Regions from separate parts of the Mus musculus genome. Here region 2 is linked to region 1. The links are chromatin loops, found by intact Hi-C in ENCODE. Cell type or tissue: heart. All regions are shown on one strand.

Region 1 (5,000 bases):
CTTATTTATATCTCCCTTGTTTATATCTCCCTCGAATCCTGGGCCTCTCACTCTTTTATACTCTCAGTTCCCATCCATGCACAGCAGGCCACGCCACCTCACCAGGCATGCAGCTTCAGCTAATCAGGGGCATATCTCCATCAAAATGGATTCACCAGTATCCTGGTACACCTGCGCAGCTCTCAAGATGTTTGTGGCTTATATGAGGAAGTCAGGTGCAAATCATGCGACTTAGCTGCAGTCCCTGGTGCCTTTGGGACTGCCGCCACACCCGCTCCTCACAATTTATGTTCCAAATTTTGATCCTACCCTAAGTCCCCTATTCTCTGAGTTCTTCAACCCAAACTTCCTCTCGTTTACCTCTCAGAGGGTGTTCCCCACATACACTACTCCCACATCCACACCACGCCAACACCACAACCAGGCATCACCCTCCATGGAGCCTCAAGTCACAGTAGATTTGGGCACAGAATACTTGCTCTTGTTTTATCTGCAGAGTAATTCCATGAAATGCACATAGAGATCCTCAGCACATAATATGTAATTTGGAGAAATTGGGGGGGGGGAGTATTTCTCTAATATGCTCATGTCAAAAAGGGGGAGAAGTGGTAAGGAGGAAAATGAGGATATATAAATTCAGTGATCCAACATGGATAAAAATAGAGAAAAATAGCCAAGATCAAACTTAAGATCAAATTAGTATGGTTTCTACAGTGAAATTAAGTTATGCATCTGAAGTGATAAGTTCACCTTCACATTAGGATATATAAGAATGAGACCCAAAAAGTCAGGAGCAGTGAACTGGCCAATTATTTGTATATAAACATGCATGTATCAAAGACAAAATGGTCTCAGAATCCTGAGACTCGTAGGAAAGTCAAAAGCATTAATTTTTATGGACTTTGATGTCGCTTTAATTAAACCATCAATTCGTGGTATGTCTTTTTTTCTTCTCTGTTCCTGTATTTCCAATGATGATTATCTTTGATGACATATCTGGACATTATCTTGAAGGACTCTTTCAAAAAACATCTGTCTTGGTACACCCCTGTGGCCAAAACCAGAGAAGCAGAAAGCAACCCTGGGGTTTTTTCAGTCTTGGAGTAAATAATTGTGATTCTGACTAGAAAAGAAAGTATGTCCTGTTAAGCGGTAATCTGTTTATCACTGAGTGCGGTGCCTCAGGTGGAGAGCCTGAAGGATCAAGTGCCATAGAACTCTCAAGAGGTGGAGGAAAGGATCCCTGAAACGTCTCTAGATGATTAGAGTGACATATTCAGTCAGAATGTCAACAACAATGCAAATATACAAGCACAGTAACTCAAAATATATATGTTACACACCATGGGTTTTACCACCCCTTGACTTAGATCTTAATGGAAATATCACTTAATATGCTGCTCTCTTGGCTTCTTATCGTTTGGTTTTTACAGATGCCAACTTTCACCTGGATCATTGCAACTCATATCTGCCCAACTGACACTAAACACCTAATACACTCTGATGGAACTGTTGTCATTGGTGCATTTTTTCCTATTTTACATAATTCACGTGTAAGTAAAATAATAGATTGGAGATATTTTCCTATGGACTCAGATGATTATTTTGGGTAAGTGCTTTGTATTAACTAATTTTACATATTCTTGTCTCCTGCTTTTAATATGTATTCTAGCATTTTCCCAAGTATTTCTCATCGTGGGGCTCCACATATTCCCTACCAAGTTCTCTAATTTTGTTTTCTTAGTGCCTCTTTCTGTCCTGTAAAGTGAGAAGAAAAATGTGTCATTGCATAGTTTTATGTTTAATATTTGATTGCTGCAGTTTGTTCTCCTTTTCCCATGCTGCCTGTCATTCCTCAGACTAAGAGTGCACTCCATGCCAGTTCTGTACTAGAGAGGGAATTGGCAGTAGCCTGACACAATAGTTCAGAGAACTGGGGAATGACCGTCCAGATTGTGTTGGAGCAGACAATGCCTTTGAAGTCTGTGACTTTGGAAGCACTGCAAAGTTTCTAGAGTGATCTGTGTTGCTTGTATCAGCTAATTCTGATTTCAGTTCAATAATGGCAGAGTAAGAAATTGACCTACCTTCACTGTTATTTTGTATCATTACTATTTTGTATAGTATTGAAATATTTTCACATCATTTGATTTCAGATTAAAACATATTTAAACCATATGTTTCCTTTATACATTACTTGACTTTGAGGATTTATTCATAAAATAATATTCAATGATATTTTGTGCACTGATAACTCTTCCGTAGTTTTTATTCTGCAGGAACAGCAGATCTAGATAGACAGTTTATTTCAATTTCCTTGGTGAACTCAGAGAAAACCATGTAATACTTTTTCAAAGAAATAAAATGTATTTTGTATCATGCTGAAATTTCTATCACTGTAGTATGCACATAAACTAAAGAACTGAAATGGAAAACCAAAGCATGTATTCAACCCTGAACTCACCATGGGGGAATAAACATGGGCAATGAGTATCCAGCTTGTGGTTAGTTGCTAGAAAATTGCTGAAAGACTAAGTAGGTTCTTAGGAACGATACACTGCTACTCTTTGCTAACAAATTGGTATGATGATAAGGTGTAAGTTAGGACAAGACAGTGCAGAAGGGATGTAATTCAGAAATGAAACATTTTTAGATAGAGAAGACATCTTTGTATATTTTGTCATAAGATTTAATCGTGACCAGTGTAATTGAAAAGTTCACAGCTTGGGGAAATATTTAATATGCATATTTCAAGGATACATATTTTTTTTGTTTTGCTAGAAATAACACTGTATTTGATTTCTCTTTTCTTTTCATGTGCAGTATCTCAACGCCAGGCAGCACTTTGCACTATGCCCCATGTCTCTCCAGATAGTATAGTGATAGCAATCTGACTGCAAAAACACATGTGAAGTAAACAGATTTAAGTGCCCAGCTCATCAAAAACAAACAGTTGCAAACGGCTTTTCAAATTATTTAACATGATATAAAATAAGGAAATAGAATTTGCAAGTTGTTTTATTTACCATGTATGATAAATATACTTATTTGCCCTATTTAATTTATTTTAACAATATTTAATTTTATGCAAACAGGGTATATGAAGAGACATACATTAATATCTACTAATCTTCGTTGAAACCCCTGACTAAACCTTTATAATACAGTGAAGGAGTGCATAGCCATTTGACATGGATATTTCTGACAGTGGTCAGTGCATTTTCTGCACACTATGAGTCATTGTGCACAAGTATCATGATTGCAATGAACACAAATGATTGTGTGCTTTAGTGTGGCTAGAAAGATATACATCAACATTTCTGTTTTAATTTACTGTGTGTAATTAAATTTATTTTCTGATTATTTTTATTAATTCATTTTGCAATAATTCAAGGCAAGATGTATTTTTGTTCTTATTTTATGTGTTTTTTAATTCTTTGGAAGCATAAACGACAGTAAGACAAGCATTGGAACTTCAAGCTAAAGTGTTTTACACAGAAAACAAAGTCTGAATATTTGATTTATTTTATATAGTGGAATTTTAAAGCTATAATTTTTTCATTGAAATATTGCTAGTTATGTTACCAGTTACATGGATATTGGATAAATATTAAACCACCAAAAATATCCTAATTACAGAAGTATAGTGGTTTTGGTTTAAGATCATGTAAATTCACAAAATAACATTCCAATAGGACAGTGGAAGTGAAAATACAGGCTAATAAACAAAAGAGCAAGTTCTTTATATAAATAAGACATCAATATTTGTTACATTGTGAACATCCTTGAATCCTTCCTTTAGTTCTCCTTCTTACTTGCTTTGTCAAAATGTGTATTTCACAGCTTAAGTCCACTTATAAGTGGGAACATGGCATGTTCATCTTTCTGGGCCTGGGAAAGCATGCTAGGGATAAGTTTTTCTAGTTCCAAATTCTATTCTGTCGTTCTTTAATCATTTTATTTTATTGCATTTTGAGATGATCTCCCCCTTCTTGGTTACCGCTCTACCAACACCCCATCCCATCTCCAACCATCCCCTCAACTTTGTGTCTATGAGGGTGCTCATCTACCCATTCACCCATGCCCACCTCACCTCTCTAGCATCACACTATGCTGGAACATGAAGCCTCCCTCCCTTCTCACTGATGTCAGATAAGACCATCCTCAACTTCATATGTATATGTATATTTGACTCCCTCCATGTACACCCTTTGGTTGGTGGCTTAGCCCTTAGGAGAGCTCTGTGGTCCAGTTAGTTGATATTGCTCTTATTATTGGGTTGCAGTCCCCTTTACTTACTTCAGTCATTCCCGTATGTCTTCCACTGAGATCCCATGACTAAGTCCGACAGTTGTGAATAAGTATTTGTATCTGTGTTCGTCATGTGCTGGTAGAAGCTCCCAGGAAAGAGCCATATCTGGCTCCTGTTCACAAGTACTTCTTGTCATCAGCAATACTGTGGAAGTTTGGTGGCTGCAGATGAGATGGATCCCTAGGTGAGGTGGTCTCTGAATAGCTTATCCTTCTGTCTCTGTTTCAATTTCTTTCCCTGCCTTTCCTTTGAGCAGGAACAATTCTAGGTTCAAATTTTTGAGATGGATAAGTGGCACCATCTCTCAACTGAGTGTTGTGCTTCTCTCCAGGAGGTTGTCTCTATACTTTGTATCTCCATTTGTTGAGTATTTTGGCTAAAGTCATCATCATTAGCTCCTGAGAACCTCTCAGTACCCTAGTATCTGGGACTTTCTAGTGACTACCTCAGTTCTGCATCCCCCTCCTCTATATGTTTCTATGCAATTTCCTGATCCTCTGTACCTCTGTGTTGTACCTGTTGCTGCCCCCCTTTTCTCTCTCCCTCCTTTCTCTCTTGGTGGTTCCTCTCTCGGTCTAGCTCATGTGGTTATTTTGTTCCTACTTCTATTCAGGACTGAAGCATCTGCACTCTCCTCTTCCTACTTCTAAGTTGCATATGATTTGTGGGGTATATCATGGGTATTCTG
Region 2 (5,000 bases), 110 kb before region 1:
TGCTTTGTATTAACTAATTTTACATATTCTTGTCTCCTGATTTTAATATGTATTCTAACATTTTCCCAAGTATTTCTTATCATGAGGCTCCACATATTCCATACCAAGTTCTCTAATTTTGTTTTCTTAGTGCCTCTTTCTGTCCTCTCAAGTGAGAAGAAAAAAATGTGTCATTGAATAGTTTTATGTTTAATATTTGATTGCTGCAGTTGGTTCTCCTTTTCCCATGCTGCCTGTCATTCCTCAGACTCAGGGCATATACCATGCCAGTTCCGTACTAGAAAGGGAATTGGCAGTAGCCTGACACAACAGTTCAGAGAATAGGGAAATCCCAGTCGTGATTGTGTTAGAGCAGATAATGCCTTTGAAGTCTGTGACTTTGGAAGCCCTGCAAAGCTTCTAGAGTGATCTGTGTTGCTTGTGTCAGCTAATTCTGATTTGAGTTCAATAATGGCAGAATAAGAAATTTACCTATTTTCACTGTTATTTTGTATCATTAACATTTTATATAGTATTGAAAGCTAATATTTTCACATCATTTGATTTGATTAAAACATATTTAAACCATATTTTTCCTTTATACATTATTTGACTTTGAGGATTTATTCATAAAATAATATTCAATGAGATTTTGTGCACTGATAACTCTTCTGTAGTTTTTATTCTGCAGGAACAGCAGATCTAGATAGACAGTTTATTTCAATTTCCTTGGTGAACTCAGAGATAACCATGTGCAATAATTTTTCAAAGAAATAAAGAATATTTTGTATCATGTTGAAATTTCTATCACTGTAGTATGCACATAAACTAAAGAACTGAAATGGACAAACAAAGCATGTATTCAACCCTGAACTCACCATGGGGGAATAAACATGGGCAATCAGTGTCCAGATTGTGGTTAGTTGCTAGAAAATTGCTGAAAGACTAAGTAGGTTCTTAGGAATGATACATTGCTACTCTTTGTTAACAAATTGGTATGGTGATAATGTGTTAGTTAGGTCAAGACAGTGCAGAAGGGATGTAATTCAGAAATGAAACATTTTTAGGTAGAGAAGACATCTTTGTATATTTTGTCATAAGATTTAATAGTGACCAGTGTAATTGAAAAGTTCACAGCTTGGGGAAATATTTCATATGCATATTTCAAGGATACATTTTTTTTTGTTTTGCTAGAAATAACACTGTATTTGATTTCTCATTTCTTTTCGTGTGCAGTATCTCAATGCCAGGCAGCACTTTGCACTATGCCCCATGTCTCTCCACACAGTATAGTGATAGCAATCTGACTGCAAAAACACATGTGAAATAAACAGATTTAAGTGCCAAGCTCATCAAAAACAAACAGTTGCAAACGACTTGTCAGATTATTTAACATGATATAAAATAAGGAAATAAAATTTGCAGATTGTTTTATTTACCATGTATGATAAATATAGTTATTTGCCTTATTTAACTTATTTTAACAATATTTAGTTTTATACAAATAGGGTATATGTACAGAGATACATTAATATCTACTAATCTTCGTTCAAACCTCTTATAATACAGTGAAGGAGTGCATAGCCATTTGACATGGCTATTTCTGACAGTGGTCAGTGCATTTTCTGCACACTATGAGTCATTGTGCACAAGCACAAGCATCATGATTGCAATGAACACAAATGATGATGTGCTTTAGCGTGGCTAGAACTATATACATCAACATTTCTGTTTCAATTTACCTGTGTGTAATTGAATTTATTTTCTGATTTTTTTATTAATTCATTTTGCAATAATTTAATGAAAGAAGTGGTTTTTGTTCTTTTTTATGTGTTTTTTAATTCTTTGGAAGCATAATCAACAGTAAGACAAGCATTGGAACTTCAAGCTAAAGTGTTTTACACAGAAAACGAAATCTAAATATTTGATTTATTTTATATTGTGGTATTTTAAAACTGTAATTCTTTTCAGTGAAATATTGCTAGTTATGTTACCAGTTGCATGAATATTGGGTAAATATTAAACCACCAAAATATCCTAATAACAAAAGTATAGTGGTTTTGGTTTAAGATCATGTAAATTCACAAAATAACATTCCAATAGGACAGTGGAAGTGAAAATACATGCTAATAAACAAAAAAGCAAGATCTTTATATAAATATGACATTAATATTTGATACATTGTGAACATCCTTGCACCCTCCCTTTAGTCCTCCTTCTTACTTGCTTTGTCAAAATCTATACTTCACAGCTCATGTCCACTTATAAGTGGGAACATGGCATGTTCATCTTTCTGGGCCTGGGAAACCATGCTAGAGATAAGTTTTTCTAGTTCCAAATTCTATTCTGTCATTTTTTAATCATTTTGTTTGATTACATTTTCAGATGATCTCCCCCTTCTTGGTTACCGCTCTACCAACACCCCATCCCATCTCCAACCATCCCCTCAACTTTGTGTCTATGAGGGTGCTCATCTAGCCATTCACCCATGCCCACCTCACCTCTCTAGCATCACCCTATGCTGGAACATGAAGCCTCCCTCCCTTCTCACTGATGTCAGATAAGACCATCCTCGACTTCATATGTATATGTATATTTGACTCCCTCCATGTACACCCTTTCGTTGGTGGTTTAGCCCTTAGAATAGCTCGGCTGACCAGTTAGTTGATATTGGTCTTATTATTGGGTTGCAATCCCCCTTTGCTTACTTCAGGCCGTTCCTTATCTCTTCCCCTGAGGTCCCATTGACTAAGTCTGACAGTTGGGTATAAGTATCTGTATCTGTGTGGGTCTTGTGCTGGTAGAATCTCCCAGGAAACAGCCATATCTGGCTCCTGTCAGCAAGCACTTCTTGGCATCAGCAATACTGTGGAAGTTTGGTAGCTGCAGATGAGATGGATCCCTAGGTGAGGTTGTCTCTGAATGGCCTATACTTCAGTCTCAGTTTCAATTTTTTTCCCTGCCTTTCCTTTGCACAGGGACATTTGTAGGTTTAAATTTTGAGATGGATAGGTGGCACCATTTCTCAACTGGGTGTTGTGCCTCTCTCCGGGAGGTTTGTCTCTACAAGCACTTTGTATCTCTCTTTGTTGAGTATTTTGGCTAAAGTCATCATCATTAGCTCCTGAGAACCTCTCAGTACCCTAGAATCTGGGATGTGCTAGTGACTACCTCAATTCTGCATCCCCGTCCGCTATATGTTTCTATGCAATTTCCTGACTCTCTGTGCTTCTGTGTTGTACCTGTTCCTGCCCCCCTTTCCCTCTCCCTCTTCTCTCCCTCAGTGGTTCCTCTCTCGGTCTAGCTCATGTGGTTATTTTGTTCCCACTTCTATGCATGACTGAAGCACCTGCACTCTCCTCTTCCTACTTCTAAGTTGCATATGATTTGTGGGGTATATCATGGGTATTCTGAGTTTTCAGGCTAAAATCCAATTACCAGTGTATACATATTATGGATATTCTTTTGTTCCTGGGTTACTTCACACAGGATATCCATTTGCCTGAGAATTCCATGAAGTCTTTGCTTCTAATAGCTGGATAGTAATCTGTTTGTGTAAATGTACCACAATTTCTGTATCCATTCTTTGATTGGGGGACATCTAGGTTGTTTCAAGCTTCTGAATATAATACATAAGACTTCTATAATCATAGTGAAGCAGATATTACTGCAAACGCCTGTGCTGAACAAAACTGGAATATCTAGAAAAAAGGGATGATTTTTCTAGACAAATACCAACTACCAAAGTTAAATTAGCATCAGATAAACCATTTAAACAGTACCATAATTATAAAGAAAAGAAAGCAGCCATTAAATGTCTCCCAGCAAAAAAAACAAAAACAAAAAAAACAAAAAAAAAACAAAAAAAACAAAAACAAACAAACAAACAAACAAAAAAACACCACCACCAACAACAACAACAGCGGGACCAATTTGCTTTATTGCAGAATTCAATCAGACCTTCAAAGAACACCTAATCCAATACTTCTAAAACTATTTCATAAAATAAAAATCGAAGGAATATTGCCCACTGTGTGCTATGAAGCCACAATACACTGATACTTAATCACACAAAGACCCAATATAGTATGAAAATTTCAGACCAATTTACCATATTAATATCAATGCAAAAATACTCAATAAAATCTCACAATTTGAATCAAAGAAGAAATCAATACCATCATCCCCATGACTGAGTGGGCTTCATCCTAGTGATGCAAAGATGGTTCAATATAAGGAAATCCATCAACTTAATTATATAAACAAACTCAAAGGGGAAAACTAACAGGGAAAGAGAAACATAAGACCACCCTATCAGATGCTACCAAAGCCTTTGTCAAAGCACAACACCCCTTCATGTTAAAACTATTGGAGGGATCAGGAATTCAATGTCTAGGTCTAAATATAATAAGTGAAATATACAGAAAACCAGTAGCCAATATCAAAGTAAATGGAGAGAACCTTGAAACAATCCCACTAAAATCAGGGACAAGACAAGGCTGCCCAGTCTCGCCATGTCTATTCAATATACTACTCAAAGTTCTAGCCAGAGCAATTAGGCAACGAAAGATAATCAAAGGGATACAAATTGGAAAGAAGGAAGTCATGGTATCACTATTTACACATGATATGATAGTACACATAAGCATCCCAAAAAAATCCACAAGATGGCACTTGTAGCAAATAAACAACTTCAACAAACAGGTCAGATATAATATTAACTCACATTAGTAGCCTTCCTCTACTCAAAGGATAATGGGCTGAAAAAGAAATGGGGGAGAAAACACCCTTCACAAAAGTCACAAATAATATAAACTGTCTTGACGTGACTCTGACCAAGCAAGTGAAAGATCTGTATGACACAAAATTCAAATCTCTGAAGAAAGAAATCAAAGAAGACCACAGATGGAAAGATCTCCCATGCTCATGTATTGGTAGGATTAATAAGTAAAAGTGGGCATCTTACCCAAGGCAATTTACAAATATAACACCCATCAAAATTTCAATTCAATTCTTCACAC

The links. A loop is a pair of places that touch in the nucleus more often than their neighbours do. Peaks named below come from ENCODE experiments on the same cell type or tissue, not always from the same donor. Only the 100,000 strongest peaks of a DNase experiment are listed, where the experiment ranks them.
Region 2: it touches region 1 in a loop (17-fold over the local background); 3 of 42 quality-filtered maps call a loop at or near these places.

The regions. Positions count from the first base shown.
Region 1 is chr10:79,355,197-79,360,196 of GRCm38, forward strand. It overlaps Vmn2r82 (vomeronasal 2, receptor 82), which reads left to right and starts at 1,395. Exons shown (of 6, transcript NM_001101572.1): 1 at 1,395-1,609. The coding sequence starts at 1,395. In heart, no CTCF peak of the experiment used is centred here; no DNase peak of the experiment used is centred here.
Region 2 is chr10:79,248,014-79,253,013 of GRCm38, forward strand. All of the region lies in intron 1 of Vmn2r81 (vomeronasal 2, receptor 81), which reads left to right. Among named protein-coding and RNA genes, the nearest start is that of Vmn2r81, 2.7 kb to the left of the region's middle. In heart, no CTCF peak of the experiment used is centred here; no DNase peak of the experiment used is centred here.